Linked DNA regions of Homo sapiens: region 2 is linked to region 1. Evidence: chromatin loops called from intact Hi-C (ENCODE). Cell type or tissue: ascending aorta. All regions are shown on one strand.

Region 1 (8,000 bases):
ACAGTGGCTGATGCCTGTAATTCCAGCACTTTAGGGGGCCAAGGAAGGAGGATTGCTTGAGCCTAGGAGTTCAAGGCCAGCCTGGGCAACATAGTAAGACCCCATGTCCACAAAAAAAGAAAGAAAGAAAGAGGGAGAGAGAGAGAAAAGAAGGAAGGAAGGAGGGAAGGAAGGAAGGAGAAAAGAAAAGAAAGAAAGAAAGAAAGAAAGAAAGAAAGAAAGAAAGAAAGAAAGAAAGAAAGAGAAAGAGAGAAAGGATGGCATCCATCAGGATAGCGGGGTATCCAGGCCACTGCTCTTGGGTTCTAAATGACTTCAGCATGAGTGACTGGGGCAATTTAGGATCCTTGAATTCTATCTCCTACCATTTGACTTAAAGATAATGACACTTAACTACTTAATCTTTCCTTTCAAGTCACTCTGAAAGCAACTACAGCACTTAGTGTATCTTTCCTCTACCAAATTATTCTCCATTATGTAACCCATGTCTGTTCTCCTCCTAAACTTGGGATAGCGCGTGTTATCAAAATCCACTGGACCTTGCAGGGTGAGCTCTCCCAGCTGAGCAACTGCCAGTGTCATAGCGGTGATGGTGGTGTGTCTACAGAATAATTCTTCTCATTGCAATGGAGCAGAAAGAGGAGTCTGTCAGGATTTTCCACTGTGTTGTACTCTGCTCACATTTAGACAAAACCCACGGTAGAATCTGCATAGCCAGAGTCTCAATGATTTTGGATCCTTTTGACATATATTTAAGACAGAATACACACACACACACACACACACACACACACACATATATATATATATATTTTTTTTTTTTTTTTTTTTTGAGACAGAGTCTCATTCTGTCACCCACGCTGGAGTGCAGTGGCACGATCTCAGCTCACTGCAACCTCCGCCTCCCGGTTTCAAGCCATTCTCCTGCCTCAGCATCCCGAGTAGAGTAGCTGGGATTACAGGCGCACACCACCATGCCCGGCTAATTTTTGTATTTTTTAGTAGAGACGGGGTTTCACCATGCTGCCCAGGCTGGTCTCGAACTCCTGACCTCAGGTGATTCACCTGCCTCTTCCTCCCAAAGTGCTGGGATTACAGATGTGAGCCACCACACCCGGCCAGAATATAGCTTTTGAAAACACACAACGACATTGGCTACCATAGGCAATGATGTCCACATGCAAAATTGACCTCTAAAAAGATCTTTGGTTGTGGATATCAGTGCTTAATAAACAAGGTTTTTATAACCCAAAACTCCTCAGTCCTCTCATCCAAAGAAAGTATTTGAATATACCCAAAACAATGTGCCTATAATATGACCGCAATCTGTTTCCTGCTACAAGTAAATGCACCTTTAAATGTATAACTATGTCTTTCATTGGTTAACATTTCCCTACATTGATAAATACTACATTTCAAATTATATGCATTTTTAGGACTTTGTTGTCCATTCCTCAATTGAAAATATTTCATTTCCTCACTAAGGATGCAATGCTAATAAAAATGGCCAAGAGCTAAAATATATAAACATCAGTAATTAGTTTTTTCAAGGAAAAATCAATGTGCAAACCCATGTTACAAAGCAATGATTTGATTTTAATAAAGTTAATGGCTATGTAAGCAACCATACCATATTGTTTAGGATGAAATACTTCGTGTGGACAAAGAATTGGAGTACTTTAAAGAGCAACCGGTGACTGCTGTTTGGCCATCACTTTTGAGGACTGGAGTGAGCTGACCTTACATAGAATGTGGAGATCTCAGAAACTCCCCACCAGGTCTCCTATTCATCACTCCACTGGGTTAACCACTTTCTTCAAAAGTCCCTGATAATGGGGAACCCTCTTTTGCATTGAACTTTAGCAGTACGAGTATTCCAAATCCCAGTGTTAATTTCAGATAAAACCAAAGTCCCTCTGCTTGTCTGCTGTATAAGCCAGGAGGTGCACAGTGGAGCCACCTGTTTAAGCTGTAAACTCATTTTCCAGGACAGAAAGGTAGGCTGCTCTCAGCTGTGCACGAAGGGACCAGGAGGAGGGTTGGGGAAATAGCATGGAAGCTGTCCACTCTTGAGAGTTGGAATATTATATCACTGCCATTGTACAGAATTGCCAGTGCATGATGATAATATAAAGAAGATGGACTTTGAGTCTGTTTCGTCATTGTGTTTAGTTCTCCAGAGCTCCTTCTCATGGCGCTCCAGCCTGATTATGATCTTCCCTCCTACGGGCACTACTTTAGTGCCTGCGCCCTGGGGGCTCACTCCCACTACCGCCCAGCCCTACACATCGGCAGCTCCCACCCAGGCATGCCACATCATTGCTACATGATGGGTATCACTGCACATGGTGGGAATCACTGCTGGCATTTTAAAGTGAAGACATTGAGTCTCACAGCAGCTAGACGACTTACTTGAGAGTTCTAGGAACTGGAGGTCAAGTGTTTTAAGTCAATCACACTCAGTTCACCACACCAGATTTTTCTGTATTCTGATAAAGTATTCTGGTAATCTATGTTCTTGACTGTTTCAACAGCAGAGTATTTTTGTCATGTAAAATAGTATCCAGAATCCCAATGTTCATTTCAATTCAAAACCAAAGTCCCTCTGTTGTATGACTTGGAGGACCCCACAGAAGCCTTGAGAAAAGGATTTTGGTTGGACACTGGGGAATGGGGCTCCAGAGATCATCCAGGGCATGCTGAGAAACCACAGACCAGGATTCTGGGCAGTCAAAAACTCCAAGAAGGGATTAAGATATTTGGCAACAAAACAGAGGCTGAGTCTGGCAGGCAAGCATACTAGCCTTGGCTTTATTTGCAACTTTGACTCATTTCAGGCCTATATTGGGAAATGATTCTATTTCCAAAGAGAGCTGGACTTTATTCTCTCAGTTGAGTACTCCCTTCGGGCCAATTCCAAACTTTCTTCATAAAATGTGCTTACATTTCCCTGCCTTTGAATTTCTATGGCCAGAGTTGGCCTTTCTATGAAACTAGGAAGGGAAAAATAATTTTCAAGCCCAAGTTAAATTCTCGTGTGTTTGACCCTATAACTATTGTCCCTGGAAATTTTAGCTTAACCTTAGGACATTGGCAAGCCCCTATGTTACTAATATACGGGTTTCTCCCTGGGATTGTGAGGGAGTTCTCGGAAGCCAGAGAGAGCTTGAACTCTCTCCAAGTCTTCCCTGTTGCCTCACACTGTGGCCTTTTTTAATCTCTCCATCTTTGTTCCTACAGTACAGACAGAATTGCTTTTGCTGCCCAGCTGTCGGTTTCTGTGGTTCTCTGTTGCAGCTGTCCACTGCATAAGTTAGGAGGTGCTTTGGCTTGCGCAGTGGAGCCAGCTGTCCAAGCTGTAAACTCATTTCCCAGGACAGAAAGGTAGACTACTCTCTTCTTCAACAAGTAGGATGCGTTTACCAGATCCAGAGATTTGTGCAAGTCGTTCTGTCCACCCAGGAAGGGCATAGACGGTGAAAATAAATGAAATTGCCAATCTTTTCAAATCCTCTGAAATTGCAACTCCTCTGGGAAATTAGAAATCTCTTCCCAGTCATTCTTCTTGTATTATATAAATCTACGGATGCTCTTGCAGGAAGGACTTCCCTGGGAAACATTGGTGGAATGTTACCTTTGCTGTAGCTTTCTGGCTTTGTCAAAATAGGTACCTTGGAGTTTTTTTTCCAGTTTTTATCGTCACAAGATTTTTTAAATGAACTAAATGTTGGACAATTGAGATAATCCCTTTTTTGGAATTTCTTTCATTTTGGAATCCACAGATACTGGCACGTTATCATTACTCATCAGCATAAGGCAACTCACAGTTGTGTGTGTTGGGCTTCTTACTCTTTTTCCACTCAACACTGTGCTTTCTGGATCTATCCATGATGCATACATAGTGTGTGGCTGCTGACTGCAGGATACTGCTTCCAAGCGTGCATGTATGTGTGTTCTCTTTTGTTTACATTCTGCCTCCTGTTAGCCTTTAAAGCAGACATCCTAACGTATACTTGTTGAACATGTTCATTTAAAATGTATATCATGGTTTTCAGCTCTAGATGCACGTCTACATAATATATTTTTGTTGTATGTGTTCTTGTATAATGGGTAAAGTTGTTCTGTGTAATAGATTACATTCTGCTTCTCACTCCTTTTTCAGTCAACCCTACACTTTCTGGATCTATCCATGATGCACACACAGTGCACACACATAGCAAGTGGCTTCTGACTGCAGGATAATGTTTCCAAGCATTCTGCACATCCCCACTCCCAATGATGTCTCCAGTTCCCAGCCAGAGCACACACCACCGCGGTGAATCCTCTTGTATGTGTGTCTCCTAGTGGACCTGTTGTAAGAATTTATTTGGTTATATGCCCAGAGTAAAAATTTGGGTCATTGGCTATTTTTATACTTAATTGGATTGAACACTATGCATTTTTGCATTGCTCTCATATGGGTCTTTCTGTGGTGTCCCATGCAAATACAAATACATAGATATCTGTGCTTATATCAAAACTATGTTGTCTTGATTACTATGGCTTCTGTGTGTCTTAATATCTATTGGAGCAAGTCTTCTCTCTTTTTTTTTTTTTTTTTTTTTTTTTGAGACAGAGCCTCACTCTGCGGCCCAGGCTGGAGTGCAGTGGTGCGATCTCCGCTCACTGCAACCTCCGCCTCCTGGGTTCACGCCATTCTCCTGCCTCAGCCGCCTGAGCAGCTGGGACTACAGGCGCCCGCCACCACGCCCAGCGAATTTTGTTTTTGTACGGAGTTTCACCGTGTTAGTCAGGATGGTCTCGATCTCCTGACCTCGTGATCCACCCGCCTTGGCCTCCTAAAGTGCTGGGATTACAGGCATGAGCCACCGCGCCCGGCCGCAAGTCTTCTCTTTTTTGCTATTTCAATCATATTTTTGTCATTTTCATAGAAATTTATTCTTAAATACAAATTTTAGATTAGGTCCATCAAGTTTCTAAAAGAAATCCAACTGAAATACTGAATTTACAGATTAGAAGAATTAACATCTCTGTATTAAAATTGCCCCACCTCAGGAAAAAAAAAAATATCTACCTTGTATGTCCTTAATAAGATCTTTATGTGTTTCTCCATAGACATTATACATAAAGATACTTGAAAGATTTTGTTGCTTCTGTGAATGGTACCATGTTTCGCTATATAGCCAAATTCCTGGTGTACAGAATTGTTTCTGTTTTTTGTAAGCATACATTGCTTCCAGTAACCTTGTTGAACTCTTTCTCATTATAATATTTTGCCTATTGATTTAGTTGGGTTTTGTGGGTAAAAGATTGTTTCATCTGAAATTAGGTAGTACAAGAAGTCCTATACCTTACTATAAAGAAAGTAAAAGAAATCAGAAGTGTAAAGATCAAGCTACTTTGGCATATGCTGTGAGTTTGCAACGCATATTGTTAGCTGGTTATAGAGGTCTATCTAACTATAATGTCTCAAGCTTAATCATTATATCATTCAGAACTTTTACAATGTTGCTTTTTTATCAGTTTGATATAACCATTTCCTAGAGGAATGTTACCTTCTCAAACAACTATTGTTCATAAATCTATTTCTCCTTGAATATATGCTCACAATGATTGAGTCTTCTTATAGTATTTTCCCTTCTATAATATCATATTTTTGTGCCTTTTAATACTTATGTCTTGAATTCTATTGTGTCAGAGTTTAATTTTGTGACTCCTGCATTCATTGGTTCATAATTGACACTCTCCTATTTTCATGCTTTCTCTATCTTTTGATAAACATACTTCTTACCAGAACAGCAAACATTGTTGAATCTTATTTTGTGATTCAGTCACTTAACCTCCATCTTTTAATTGATGACTATAGCATATTTAAATTTTCATATTGATTTGTTTCTTCCATCTTATTTCATGTTTGCCATTTGCTATACTTTACGTTTGTTTTTATTTTTCTTTCCTGCTTTCTATTAGACAGATGAAGGGGTTTTTCCCTCCTCCTGCTGATTTAAATATAATACATTTTTCTTCTGTTCATGGCCATCCTTTATTAAGATCTATATTTACTTTGATTTCTTAAATTATTTAGAATCTAGATCTTTCTTCTATCAAGACACACATTTGAGTAAGTTATCATATCTTTTTGATCTCCCCACTGTGTTGCCCACTGTTTGGTATTGCCTAGAATTTGAGTTCTGATTTGTTGAGATACACTGTGCCTGTTTCTTTCTTTTCTTACCCTGGTTTTTGTTAGACAATAATTAATGTACCTAACATAGATTACTACCTTTCTTCTATATTTGGTACAACCTTCTCTTGAAGTTGAGCTCTTCTTCCCAGCCTATTTTGAAAGTGGATTTTTGTCTGGAAAACCTTTTGAAGACTGTCAAGCCTGAAAATATTTTTATTACACTCTCCCATTTAAGTGACGATTTGGCTGGATACACAGTCTTTAGGTTCAAAGTGATTTTAAAATATTACCCTGGCTTAGCATTCATGTTGAGAATTATGTTACCCATTTGATTCTTGTTTTTTGGAAGTCTGCTGCTTTCTCCCTAGACCTTCTGAAATTCCCTTTGTTTTGGCATTTTTGATTTTCACTCTTTCTATGGTTTGAATGTCCCCTTCAAAGCTCATGTTGAAACTTAATTCCCAATATGGCAGTATTGAGAGGTGGGGCGTTTAGGAGATGATTGGGTCATGAGGGCTCTGCCTTCACGAATGCGTTAATCCGTTCACGGATTATCAGATTAATAGGCTGATGGATTAATGGGTTATCATGGGGACTGGTGGCTCCATAAGAATAGAAAGAGAGACCTGAGCTAGCAAGTGCACATACTCAGCCCCATCTCCATGCAATGCCCTGTGCCAGCTCAGGACTTTGCAGAGAGTCCCCACCAGGAAGAAGGCTCTCACCAGATGTGGCCTCTTGACCTTGGACTTCTCAGCCTCCATAACTATAAGAGAGAAATCTCTTTTCTTTATAAATTACCCAGTTTCAGATATTCTGTTATAAGCAACAGAAAATGCACTAAGACAGCTATAATATGCCTAGGTGTGAAGTTTTTATTTATTTATCATGTTGGGAGCTCTGAATCATTTCCATCTAAGACCTAAGATCCCTTTCTTTTCTTTCTTTTTTTAAAATAATGGAGACTTTTCTTCATTATTTTTTTTCAAACAATGTCTCCCTTCCAATTTTTCTCAGACTTTCTGGGTCTCCTCTATTTGTTGCTAGTTACATTTGTATTCCCCACATCCTTGACATTTCTATTATAATTCTTTTCTTTTTAGTTTTTCGTGGCATTTTATAGGTAGTACAAGAAGTCCTATACCTTACTATAAAGAAAGTAAAAGAAATGAGAAGTGTAAGGATCAAGCTACTTTGGCACCTACCTCGCAGCCCACCCATTCGTTCTTCAGCAGGATTCATTCTGCAGCTCAGCCAAACACTTGTGTGCATTATTTGAAGTATTATGAATTCATAACTACATATTTCTACTTGGCTCATTTGCATGACTTACAATTTTGTGTTTATATTGCCACACTCATTGAGCTTATTCATTATGTTTACATTTTTGGGCCATCTCTTTCTGTCATTATGCTTCTATGGGTATATGTTTTTCAGTTTGCTTTCTTAGCGCTTCTGCGTTTTGGGTGTCTAGTTATTTTAGTCAGTGCGTGTATGCTATGTAAGGACAGGGTTCTCACCTGGGGGTAATGCTTCCCTGCAGGGGACATTTGGCAATCTTGGAGTTACTTTTGGTTGTCACAACTGGGTGAAGGGAGATGCTACTGGCATCTAGTGTGCGGAGGCCAAGGATGCTGCTCAACACCTAGTGACACAAAGGACAGTCCCCACCACACACACACACACACACACACCAAAGAATTATCTGGCCCCAAATGTCACTACTGCTGAGGCTGAGAAACCCTGAGCTAGCAGCCTCAGCTGCTCCCTGTGACGAGAGGCTGAGTCCCAAGGGAGAAAGCCCCTAGCAGCA
Region 2 (8,000 bases), 500 kb after region 1:
GTAATCGAATATTGCTGGAGGAATCCAAAGCCTTGGTGTGCTGCAACATGAAGAGGGATCTGGAACAGGCCAACGAGAGAACATGTGAAGTACTGAAGAAAATCTGGGGTTCTGCCCGAGGGTTGGACTCCATGTGAAAGGACTTAGAAAGGAAGATGAACGAGTTTCGAGTGTCAGGCTGCACACTGACCACACGGGGTTCCGGCTGAGAAGAACACCATTGCTTCCACCTGTCCTTATCCATTCTCACAGCCTGAGACAAGCTCACTGGTAGCTTATGCTTCCAAGCAGGACTAGGAACATTCACGCTATTTATTCGGGAGTACTCTGGATAAATCGTCCCATTATTTCGGAAATGTAATGCTAGGTCAGGTATCTGGAATCTTCCTGGAGGTAGAAGAGGGTATTGGATGGAAGGAACTTCATGAATGCGATCATTGAACTCCAGAAAGTACACCAACCTTGTACTGCTCAGGGCCTTAGGTAGGGTCTTCTGTGGTGCACTTGACCTTATTTATGTTTTACAACGTTTGTCAGAGGACAGAAAGAGAACAAGCATTAAAAGGGCAAAAGCTACCAGAAACATCGTGAACAACCTACACCCATACCACTGTGAACGCTCCCAATCTCGTCTGGCCTCTGATGTACAGAGTAGAGGAGATTGGGCCCAGGTAGGGGCCTGTTTCATAGTTGGATGGAAGGAACTTTGTGAATGCTATCATTTAACTTAAGCTGTCTATTACTAAAGCAGTCAACAGCCCAGCCGTTCGACTAGGAGCACCCATATTGCCTCTTTGTGATATGGTTTTGGCTAATGAAAAGACTTGGTTTCCAACACCCTCTTCTACCTCTGGGCAGATTCCAGATAGCTGATCTACCATTACGTTTCCGAAATCATGGGACGACCAGCTGCAAGCGAGACGATGCTCAGTGGGTTGAAACTGATCACACAGGAGGCATTTGGCAACGGCCTTCTCTCCCAGCTGTTTGGATCCTGGACCTTCAATCAGGAAATTGGTGGCTCAGATCAAGAAGCTTGTCTCATGTAATCGAATAGTGCTGGAGGAATCCAAAGCCTTGGTGTGCTGCAACATGAAGAGGGATCTGGAACAGGCCAACGAGAGAACATGTGAAGTACTGAAGAAAATCTGGGGTTCTGCCCAAGGGTTGGACTCCATGTGAAAGGACTTAGAAAGGAAGATGAATGAGTTTCGAGTGTCAGGCTGCACACTGACCACATCGGGTTCCAGCTGAGAAGAACACCATTGCTTCCGGCTGTCCTTATCCATTCTCACAGCCTGAAACAAGCTCACTGGTAGCTTATGCTTGCAAGCAGGACCGAGAACATTCACGCTATTTATTCGGGAGTACTCTGGATAAATCGTCCCATTATTTCGGAAATGTAATGCTAGGTCAGGTATCTGGAATGTTCCTGGAGGTAGAAGAGGGTATTGGATGGAAGGAACTTCGTGAATGCGATCATTGAACTCCAGAAAGTACAACAACCTTGTACTGCTCAGGGCCTTAGGTAGGGTCTTCTGTGGCGCACTTGACCTTATTTATGTTTTACAACGTTTGACAGAGGACAGAAAGAGAGCAAGCATTAAAAGGGCAAAAGCTACCAGAAACATCGTGAACAATCTACAGCCATACCACCGTGAACGCTCCCAATCTCGTCTGGCCTCTGAAGTACAGAGTAGAGGAGATTGGGCCCAGGTAGGGGCCTGTTTCATAGTTGAATGGAAGGAACTTTGTGAATGCTATCATTTAACTTAAGCTGTCTATTACTAAACCAGTCAGCTGCCCAGCCATTCGACTAGGAGCATCCGTATTGCCTCTTTGTGATATGGTTTAGGCTAATGAAAAGACTTGGTTTCCAACACCCTCTTCTACCTCTGAGCAGATCCCAGATAGCTGATCTACCATTACGTTTCCGAAATCATGGGACGACCAGCTGCAAGCGAGACGATGCTCAGTGGGTTGAAACTGATCACTCAGGAGGCATTTGGCAACGGCCTTCTCTCCCAGCTGTTTGAGTCCTGGACCTTCACTCAGGAAATTGGTGGCTCAGATCAAGAAGCTTGTCTCATGTAATCGAATAGTGCTGAAGGAATCCAAAGCCTTGGTGTGCTGCAACATGAAGAGGGATCTGGAACAGGCCAACGAGAGAACATGTGAAGTACTGCAGAAAATCTGGGGCTCTGCTCAAGGGTTGGACTCCATGTGAAAGTACTTACACAGGAAGATGAATGAGTTTCGAGTGTCAGGCTGCACACTGACCGCACCGGGTTCCGGCTGAGAAGAACACCATTGCTTCCAGCTGTCCTTATCCATTGTCACAGCCTGAGTCATGCTCGCTGGTAGCTCACGTGTGGAAGCAGGACTCGGAAAATCCACGCTATGTATTATCGAGTAGTTTGAAAGTACTGTAGCTTTAAAATAAAATAAAATCACTTAAAATAAAATGAAATACTACAATGCTTTTCTGTCTAAGCATCAGTATTTTATAGTCATATACACACAACTATAACAGTTTAATGGTGATCACAGGATTGCTCTTAGAAGCTCTAATTTCTCTTGTCTTTGGCTAGTACTGTATAAAACCAGAAGTGTGTTTTATTGATTTTGGTGACAGAAAAATCTGAAATAATGTTTGTTTTGGTCATGTTTTCCTTCTAGAACAGAGAATCTAAAGGGGTATTAGCCCGCCTCACCTCCCCTGTCCTACATAGAGACACAGAGTCATCTGAGGCATTGGCTTTTTCTCCAAGTAGGTACCGATACCTCAGATTCGGGAAATTCCAAATCAAAAATAAGACTTAGCTTCTACAACAAATACTTCTGATGAAACATTCACTGAGGAGCATACTCCTAAACCAGACATATGTTTAAGATTCATGCTGAGATATCAGTTGGTTTCCCCTTCCTTTTAAAATACATCCAGTTCTTACCCAGTTACTATAAGCAAAGCAATGTCTCTAGAAGAAAGCTTTCTTTGCAGTATTAGTGAAGCACTGAATAGCTTAAGTTTGAATATCTAGGTTACAAGTTAGTCTTTGGCGGGTTTTAAATAGTTTTTTGACCCTTTTGAAATATAACTATATGAGTGCTTCTTGTTGCTGGGTGAGAAATGCTACTTTATATACAGTTTTGGTTTTCGTTTTGCAGATATGATTGATGTATTACACCACAATAAAGTATTTTTATGTTTACATAGTGTAATTTTTAGGTTCACTTAGAATACATTTTATTTAATAAATTAAAATTATTTCGGTACACTATTAAATGCAAAATCTCCTTTCCAAACAAAAAAGAACTACCTTATATTCGTCATTGAATGTTCTTGGTCTGTGCTTTTATGTTTATATAATATGGTGAATTCAGTATGGTGTCCAAGTGTGCCCTGCGTTGATAGACACGTGCCTTCCTTCCAGGAGTGGGTACTGACTCCAGACTCCAGATCCCTATTTCTAGTTAGGCTTCTGAGCTTGCAATCATATTGAATGTATGATGAGCAAAATAAAATCAAAACCTTATTTTTGTACATTTTTGAAATATATACTTAGAACTGACCACCTCCCTGGCCCCATGGAGAGCTGTATCGTGTGTAAAGCCGCCTTTACCTTGATTCATGCAGTGTTTTTGCATCTGTGGGACCTACCTTTTCGTTCATTAGTTTGAACTATACATAAACTGTACGATCTGTAAAGTTTTTATATAATAAATATTCACCTGTGAAAACTGGTTAAATAAAACTAATATTTCTTACACACGCACACACAAAAAAGCATTCCACAATGGGCATGACAAAAAGTCCCTCTTTCAGAAAGATGCTTCTGCAGTAGAAGTTGGCTACCTTGATGCAATGACATGGCCAGTTCTGATCCTCTAATTTGTTTGGGATGCTTCTGCTACATTTTCAAATGACTTCAGTCAGTGGTTCCCACAAATGAAATATTTGCCAGACAAGACGTTGTTGCATTTCTGTGACTTTTACATTTATTAAACAATTGCTTCCTCCTCCCAGGGTAATAGCCTCCAATCTCCCCACTTTTTCAAAACATTATTGACAATTTTTCTACCATATGTTGACACTGTGTTTCAATTCTCGTATCTTTTTATTCCCTAGGGCACAATTGGTTCTGCTATGACAATCTCCAGGGTAAGGATTCAATTGTACAAGGTTATGTGAGCTTGCAAATGAAGGAGACAGAGAGAGAGAGAGAAAAAAAAAAAAAGGAAAAGGTGGAGGAGGGAAGGAGGGGACAAGAGGGGGAGAGAGAGAAAGTACAAATGGGAGACCTCAACTCTAGCCATTAAAAATGGTGGTTCTAAAAATCCACCACACAGTCAGAACTCAGCTTTTTACATGTGCTCACATCCATACAGAAAAGACATGTTTTGTGTTTTTCCTAGTGAATTCTTGGCAAATACTGTCAGTTGTGAAATACAAGATGGGGAACTCTTTCTCTGAAAACGTAGCCGGGGAAAAATGATGCAGTTAGGTGGAGAAATAGCTGCCTTGAAAAACAAGTTTCCTTGAGTTGATGAAACACTAGAGGAGAGAAGAGGTCCCCTTGCATGTCTTCCCCATCTCTGTGTTTATTTGCTGATCCAAACTGATTACTGTTAAAATATGCATGCCAGCATTTCATTTTCAACAAATGCTACTCCAAGTATTCATTAGCGTCTTATCCACTGTCTCTAAAATAATCTACAGTGGCCTGAATAGCTGTAGAATGACAGGAGAAAGATTGCAAGGCGACGTGCATGGGGGCCCTGAGGGCAAGGCACAGCTTGCTGGCTCCGTGGTAAGGGGTGGGTACTTGGCATCAGCCCCTCAGCAGAGAGGGCAGGACTGGGTGTAGCAAGTGACTCACAGAAAATGCATTACCCCATTGAAATGTCACCAGAATTGAATTGAAATGTCACCAAAGAAGCTCATGGGGTGAGAAATTGCCATGTGCTTTAAAAAATAATTATTATTAAATCCAACTAAAGCATGTACATAATTGAATCTGAGGTACTAGCAATCCTTGTTCCATCTTTCTTCACCCCCATCCTCCACCCCAGGAGCAACAACTTTCCACTCCATTCTGTTCCTTCTAGAATTTTCCTCTATATTTCTAAATAATTTTCATATACTGTTATTTCTCAATTTATTAATTTTAGTCATTTTTATCAACTTCTGTTATGATACTGGAGGGTTTTTCTGGCCTAACTACCCCAGTTTGCCTTGACCCATCCCCTCAATTTGGATACTATGAGTTAAAAAAAAAATTAATCGTCTTTTTTTTTTTTTTTAAAGACAGGGTCTCACTTCACTGCCCAGGCTGAAGTACAGTGGCACAATCACGGCTCGCTGCAGCTTCAACCTCCTGGGCCCAAGTGATCCTCCCACCTCAGCCTCCCAAGTAGCTAGGACTAAAGACACACTCCACCAAACTCAGCTAATTTTTAAAACTTTATAGAGAAGGGGTCTCACTTTGTTGCCCAATCTGGTCTTGAACTCCTGGCCTCAAGCAATCCTCCCACCTAGGCCTCCCAAAGCACTAGGATTACAGGCATGACCCACCACACCTGGCCCCTAATACAGTCTTTCTGTTATTATAGCTTAATATGCTCTCTGTTGATCCACGTGGCAAACTATGACTGCATTTCCTTTCTTGTACAACTCTGAGTATTTTCTGGGATTAATAACTGTCTCATGTAATTGCTTAGTTTTCTAGAGATGTTCTCTGATTTTTTTCCAAATGCTTTCCCCAAATGCTCACACACATTAAATAACCTAACTCGCCCATGTCTCCACCCAAACACTGCCACTGAGAGCCATGTGTCCTCCTGCTCTGCAATATACCAGTTTAGCTTTAAACCCAGCACACGGCTAGTGTCCTAAAATACCCCAACCTCTTTCCAGCATGGGACCTTGTCTCCTGGTTTCCTTGTCTTCCTCCCTTCCTGGTTTACTATTTTGTGTTGCTGAAATACATTCCCTAGTAGCTCCTACAGAGACGTGTACAGGAGAGATATATTTTTCATCCTTGCACATTTAACAACCTGTTAACTTTGCCCTCATCACTCTGCCCGAGTGAGTGCTCTCTGCACTGCACCCTCCTCAGAAATTTACCATTGCTCCACTTCCCCCGCAGTATTAGCCCTAAGGAACCTGCCGCCTTTGAACTGTCAGGTGTGGCCTGTTTGCCTCTGTAGAAACTTTTAGCCTAGTGCTGACCAAAGTCAATCGCAATTTTCTTTCTTTTTTTTTTTAACTTAAAATTTTTCTTTCATTTCCACGTTTCCCCAACTTATTTTTTCTTTGGGTGTGTGTGTGAAGCAGGATCTCACTCTGTCATCCAGGCTGGAGTGCAGTGATGCGATCACGGCTCACTGCAGCCTCCACATCCTGGGTTCAAGTGATCCTCCCACCTCAGTCTCCTGGGTAGTGGGGACTGCAGGTGCATGCCGCCACATCTAGCTAATTAAAAAACAATTTTTTTTTTGTTGCCCAGGCTGGTCTGAAATTCCTGGGCTTAAGTGATACTTTCCGATCAGCCTCCCAAAGTGCTGGGATTACAGACGTGAGCCACCGCACCTGTCCTCAATTTTTCTTTCTTTCTTTCTTTTTTTTTTTTTTTTTTGGAGACTGAGTCTCGCTTTGTCGCCCAGGCTGGAGTGCAGTGGCACGATCTAGGCTCACTGAAAGCTCTGCCTCCCGGGTTCACGCCATTCTCCTGCCTCAGCCTCCTGAGTAGCTGGGACTACAGGCGCCTGCCACCACGCCCGGCTAATTTTTTGTATTTTTTAGTAGAGACGGGGTTTCACCATGTTAGCCAGGATGGTCTCGATCTCCTGACCTTGTGATCTGCCCGCCTCGGCCTCCCAAAGTGCTGGGATTACAGGCGTGAGTCACCGCGCCCGGCCCCATCCTCAATTTTCTAATAGACATAATTTAAATGGTAAAAAGAAAGAAGTGGAATTCGTTTTAATAATGTATTTTATTTAATCCAGTATATTTAAAAATGCTATCATTTCAAGCTGCAATCAATATGAAAATTTTCGGTGAGACATTTTACTGTGCCTTTGTTATCATGAGTGTATTTCACACTCTCAGCACGTCTCAGTGTGGACCTGTCATGTGCTCAGAGCTCCACAGCCACTGGAGCCGACAGCCGCTACATGACTGTGTAGTTCTACAGCCTTCTGTCCATCCCTGGTGCTCTGGGGTGCCCACAGTGGTCCTCATTGGCATTTAATCTCTGTGCTTGTGCTTGTGCTGTGTCCCTCCAGAATCTTTCCAGAATCATGCCTCCTATGCCGTCATTGCTAAAGTCCCCCTCTGGGACCAGAGGTCCTCCTGGTGAGGCCACGGCTTCTGAACGCCATGGGCATTTGGGGTTCCCACACACCTTGTCACACCTAAAGCCACAAGAGTCCTGGTGCTCAAGTGCTCGAGTGCAGAAGAGGGACTTAAGGACTGCAGCCCGCCAACCTTCCCAGCAGGTGTCGGTCACACCAGGTCATGTCACTGCCGAGGATTTCTCAGGTCCCCAGGGCATGGCCTGAGATTCTTGGAATCCTGCAGGATTTCTTAGGGTTTCAACATTTCCTGCTAAAGAACCAACAATTCCTGGAAGGGGCGACGCTTCAGCCTTTATTGAGCAACGTGCAAAAAGAAAACTGGTGGGCCAGGTGCAGTGGCACATGCCTGTAATCCCAGCACTTTGGGAGGCCGAGGCGGGAGGACTGCTTGAGCGCTTAGAGTATGAGACCAGCGTGGGCAATATAGTGAGACCCTGTCTCTACAAAAATAAATAAATAAGAAGAAGACTGGCTTACAGCCAGCAGAGACGAGACCTTGCCTCAGTGGGCCTCAGGCGTGGGGAACTGGGCTCAGGCAGGGAGAGGGATTGGAGAGACAGAGGGTGAGGAGAGAGGAATACAGGGCACACCTTGTCTCTTTCCCATGTCGCTGAAGACATCAAGGACTCTCTCTCTCTCTC

The links. Hi-C counts contacts between places; a loop is a spot of excess contacts. Peaks named below come from ENCODE experiments on the same cell type or tissue, not always from the same donor. Only the 100,000 strongest peaks of a DNase experiment are listed, where the experiment ranks them.
Region 2: a loop joins it to region 1, with 2.7 times the contacts of the local background. A loop is called at or near these places in 1 of 110 quality-filtered maps.

What each region holds. Positions count from the first base shown.
Region 1 is chrX:8,911,040-8,919,039 of GRCh38, forward strand. No RefSeq gene overlaps it. Among named protein-coding and RNA genes, the nearest start is that of LINC03114, 12 kb to the right of the region's middle. In ascending aorta, no CTCF peak of the experiment used is centred here; DNase peaks (open chromatin) are centred at 2,782 and 3,182; H3K4me3 peaks cover 830 bases; H3K27ac peaks cover 1,800 bases.
Region 2 is chrX:9,412,310-9,420,309 of GRCh38, forward strand. It overlaps LOC107985634 (a long non-coding RNA gene), which reads right to left. Exons shown (of 4, transcript XR_001755795.1): 3 at 2,238-2,432; 4 at 1-2,149. It also overlaps the pseudogene LOC442443. Among named protein-coding and RNA genes, the nearest start is that of TBL1X, 49 kb to the right of the region's middle. RefSeq lists a silencer at 2,146-2,351. In ascending aorta, no CTCF peak of the experiment used is centred here; a DNase peak (open chromatin) is centred at 4,812; H3K4me3 peaks cover 639 bases; H3K27ac peaks cover 1,694 bases.